Linked DNA regions of Homo sapiens: region 2 is linked to region 1. Evidence: read pairs that join two places in POLR2A ChIA-PET (ENCODE). Cell type or tissue: MCF 10A. All regions are shown on one strand.

Region 1 (2,500 bases):
CATCTCAAAAAAAAAAAAAAAAAAAAAAAAGACGGCTGGGCACAGTGGCTCATGCCTGTAATCCCAGCACTTTGGGAGCACGAGACGGTGGATCACCTGTGGTCAGGAGTTTGAGACTGGCCTGGCCAAGAAGGCGAAACCCTGTCTCTACTAAAAATACAAAATTAGCTGGGCATGCTGACAGATGCCTGTAATCCCAGCTACTCAGGAGGCTGAGGAAGGAAAATCTCTTGAACCTGGGAGGCAGAGGTTGCAGTGAGCGGAGATTCTGCCACTGCACTCCAGCCTGGGCAACAAGAGCGAGACTCCATCTCAAAAACAAACAAACAAACAAATAAACAAACAAATGAACAAACAAACAAAAACCTTAATAAGATACCAGCAGTTAGTGGGCCGGGCGCGGTGGCTCACGTCTGTAATCCCAGCACTTTGGGAGGCTGAGGCCCGTGGATCACAAGGTCAGGAGTTCAAGACCAGTCTGGCCAAGATGGTGAAACCCCATCTCTACTAAAAATACAAAAAAATTAGCCGGGTGTGGTGGCCGGCACCTGTAATCCCAGCTACTCTGAAGGCTGAGGCAGAGAACTGCTTGAGCCTGGGAGGTGGAGCTTGCAGTGAGCTGAGATCCTGCCACTGCACTCTAGCCTGGGCGACAAAGCGAGACTCTGTCTCAAAAAAAAAAAGATACCAGCAGTTTTATGCCACTTTGCACATGTATTTTATTTTTTTAATCCAATAGCAACAGTTCTAAAACAAACACACCGATGCCAGCCTGTTCCACTATGCTTCTTAAAAGCTATTTGGCTTTTTTTAACGCAGATGAAGGGCAACATACTGAAGAAATCCTGAACTAGATGACCTTCAAGATTCCTTCCAACTTTGATGAGTTTAATAACAGCCACTATTTATTATTCGGCTGAGGAACTCCAAGTCAAATTTTATACGTGATTTAAACACCTATTAAACATCCTAAAAACACAGATGACAGCAATATAATAGGGAAGCAGACCCACCAGCTACTTATTGTGAAGTCCTTCAGAGGTTTCTTTAATCAGAGCATATGGTAACTTGCATGCTTACTATAGAAAGCATATTTAAACATAGTAAATGTTGCTTCAGTAAATTTAAAGCCTGGCACAAATGTACAAAAACACCAATACCCTATGCCTACTCTTTACATTAGTGAAATGCTTTAGAGTTCACAAAGCACACTATGTAAACCTGCGTTGTGCAACACTCCCGTATCATTGCATCCTTTTGAAATATGAGTAAACTGAAGCTCAAATTAAAAGACCTGCCAGTGGTTACACGTCTCAGAAATGGCATGTCAGCATTCAAACAGCAGTATAACTCCAAATCTAACATTTTTCTAAGTTAAGAAAAAAAATTCACTTGGCAGAAAAATTTATCTGACATTAAATGTTCTATCAGTGCAAAGTATGGCATTGATGGGCCTTAGAAGGTGTAACATCTCTTCAGAAGAGAAGAAAGAATCTTCTGGTCTAGAGGAATTAAAAATCTTAACAAAATACATTATTATTTTTGCTAAAAGAGAAATGATTACAGTAAGTAACTTTAAAAATGGTATCGTGATCAAGTTGATAGCTTACCTAATGCAAAGCTGTATTCCTGGGATAGAGTTCCTTATGCCATGGCCATCAAAAAGCAACATGAATAGAATGAGGAAGAAGAACCCATTTCAGTTTTGCTTCAAATTAAAATCACATTGACTTCTGGAAGGAAGAGTAACAGTGAAAATGTAAAAGAGATGCTATGTACACGTGTATTTGCTAATAAACACTAGAGATGTACATTAGCGGCAGAAAGAAAAGTAATCAAGACTGGCATTTTTGGTTATATTAAATTCCATTCTGCAACTTCATAGCTCCTGCTTTTGTATTTTTTAAAAAAACAAACTTATTTTGTAATAATTTTAAATTTTCAAAAAAACTGAAAAGATAGTGCATAACTCCCATATACCTCTCATCCATTACTGTGGCATATTCATTAAAACTAGAAAACATGGTCAATGACTATGTAATTTTGCAGAATTAATATATCCTTTGGAACAGTGCTATTGGTCTCCTGACCATTGTCAATCAGTATTCTTCCATTTTTTTCCTAATTAGAACACTTTGGCCAAATCACTTAGTAAAAACTATTTTAAGATGTTTTTTAAAAAAACAAGCCACCTGCTTTATGAAGTTTGATTCATGATTCCCTTCAATTTTAAGCCACGGCTGAATGTTTTACTTAAAAACTTCTAGGACAAACATTCTATTACAGCAAACTCTCTGAGATTCAAAAGAGAAGGTAACGTTCTAGAAACTAACCCCCCATTTATCGATCATCCTTCCATTGAATTTCAATAAAGCCAAGGAAATGTTTTTAACTGTACCCTCACGTGCATTAGAATTCAGGATAAGAAGCTGAAATCAAGAAAGCAGAAGGCAGAAACAGTACTCATTTCAAGAAATTAACAACATATCGACAAATTTTA
Region 2 (2,500 bases), 54 kb before region 1:
AATGACAAGGACTAACGGTCAGTAGGCTCCTACTGTGTACAGTATGGTAAGTAAGCTCTTAGACGACACTAAGAGGCTGCAGTTATCCCCATTCTACAGACGAGGAAGCAAACCCAGAGAGGCTGAGAAACTTACCCAAGGTCACTCAGCTAATGACTGGCTGAGCCAGGATTTGGACCTAGATTTGTCAGTCTCAGACTCAGAACTCTTATCTCTTATAAGAGTAAGATTTTAATCCAGGCATACTGGTGAGATGCAGGATTTTTATTGGTGCTGGATTCTTACTGATCAACTCCGAGTAGAAAGAGAATTCTCATTTAAGGATGTTCCACCACACAGACAAAGTCAGGCTGGGTCTGACACTGTGATGATTAAGGGGTCACAATATGTTGTACTTCAAGTGGTTTGCAGTCATTTCTTTGCAAAATGTCCCTTATTTTTACTTCTGTCAGTGAAGTAGGAAAAAAGATGTTTCATATTTTAATCATTAATTGAGAGGATTTGTTTCAGATAAAATAAGCTTTCTTAAGGCAAATAACTAAAAAATAGTAAGGCACAGCATCTTATCTGCTTACTGCTGGCTAGCATTTCAGGGGCACTGGCCCTGGAAAATACATTAAGTCCTGCCTCTTATGACAAAAGGATTAGAAAAGCTCACCTTGACTTGCATTCTTCCATGAGGTTTTCCTTGCCATCAACATCAACCAGAAAATAACCATTAGAAATTTAACTGCGTTCAGTTGATGACCTTCACTAAGCTAAATTCAGCAGTTTGTCAGCTACAAAACATTAAATAGACACAATTAAGAAGTTTGAAAAACATTAAGCAGAATTTAAACTAAAGTAACATGAACATTAACGGGAATAAAACGTAACTAGATTCATGGTACTGACATTTTAGACAAGTGCTTCAAATGGAAGGCAAAAGTGGGGGGACACAGCGGTGCAGAAATCCAAAACTCAGTAGGTACACAGTTCAGCAGCTTATCATTTCTCCACCTTGATAAATGTACACCCAATAATGACAATAACAATAATGAAAATGTACTAAGCAGTTACTAGGTGCTGCACATTTTTCTACTTCGTTCCATTTTCGTTTACAGTTCATTGGATTTTATTATCCTCCACACTGCAAATAAGAAACGGAGGCTCAGAGGCATTAGATAAATTGCTCAACTTCACAGAGCTGGTAAGCAGACTTGCTAGGATTCAAACCCAGGTCTCTGATTCCAAAGCTGCTGTTCTTTCCCCACAGCCTCCGAATGAAGAATCACATGACTTTTACCTTTTCCCATGATCAGAGGGAAACGTTTCAAAGTTTCAAAGATTCGTTTTGTGCTTTCTGCACCCTAAGAGAGCAAGCTGAAAACATCCACCTTGAATGGTAGCATTACATATCACTTATCTATGACACAGAAAGCTGATAAAAACAGATTCTCCTTAAAAAAAAAAAAAGGCAAATTACAAAACAAAACAAAAAGTTGTTTACCAACAAAAATCAGGAAGTATTTGAGTACCTATTATAGAAGTCCAGCCCCAGTATTAGATACTATAAGGTCTCCGAGAGGAGTATTAAGACACAATGCCCTTAAAAAAACTCCCACTCCAGTTGGGACAAGAACAAGTTCAACAGCCAAGGAACAAGTGCTGAATCCGAGTGCCACAAAGCCATGGGGGCAGGGAAGTCAGGGAACACCCTCTGGAGGAAGTATATCTGCAGCAGGGGCTTGAAGGAAGTGAAATGGAGAATTTGCACAGAAAAGAAAAAGGAGGCCAGTGCTTCAGAAGGGGGAACAACAGAAGCAAAACCCAAGAAGCCGTAACTAACTCAGTTCTGCAGGGGACAGACTTGGAGAAGCAGAGAATAAGGTTCAGGTAGGTGGGGTGGGGCCAAACCACGGAGAGTCTTGAAAAGACAGGGTGGGCGGTGGCTGGACATACCGTGGCAGGCAAGAGGCCACTACTCAGCTTTGAACAGTGGTATAACTGCCGTGGCCTCTTAACTGATCTCCTGGCCTCTAGCTTCTTCACCAATGCCTTCAGTAGTTTCAACTTTGACCTAGTGTTTGAGTTGAGGAACTAGCCGCGGCCCACCTCTCCTCCTACTTCCCTCCTATATGAACCCTTCTCTGCCAGGAGACTGGTCTATTCACTAACTCCATAGGATCACTGGGCCTGATTCCTCTTTTCCTATCTGAATGCTACTCATCCTTTAACACCCGGCTCAAATCCCGCCCCTCACTAAACCCTCCCTAACCACTCGGCCTACAGTGACCTCCATCTCTCCTTCTTAATTCTACAGCACACAGCCTTGTCTCATCAAAATTACCTTTTCATAAGTAATGTCTCAGCACCCTGTGTAAAGCTGCCTGGAGACTGTAAGTGTGCCTTCTACTACTTTCCCACCACATGGAACAGCATCTTGCCATTTAATAAGCAAGCAAGCACTCAACTATTTTTTGACTTCCTATAGTAAGTTTGGCTTTAGCATAAAGGAAGG

The links. Peaks named below come from ENCODE experiments on the same cell type or tissue, not always from the same donor. Only the 100,000 strongest peaks of a DNase experiment are listed, where the experiment ranks them.
Region 2: POLR2A ChIA-PET joins it to region 1 with 5 read pairs; 10 of 35 experiments call an interaction of 5 or more read pairs at or near these places.

The regions. Positions count from the first base shown.
Region 1 is chr9:126,808,026-126,810,525 of GRCh38, reverse strand. ZBTB43 (zinc finger and BTB domain containing 43) reads right to left here. Exons shown (of 3, transcript NM_014007.4): 2 at 1,611-1,733. Among named protein-coding and RNA genes, the nearest start is that of ZBTB43, 4.2 kb to the right of the region's middle. In MCF 10A, no CTCF peak of the experiment used is centred here; a DNase peak (open chromatin) is centred at 1,255.
Region 2 is chr9:126,861,871-126,864,370 of GRCh38, reverse strand. The region is part of intron 1 of ZBTB34 (zinc finger and BTB domain containing 34); the gene reads right to left. Among named protein-coding and RNA genes, the nearest start is that of ZBTB34, 2.5 kb to the right of the region's middle. In MCF 10A, no CTCF peak of the experiment used is centred here; no DNase peak of the experiment used is centred here.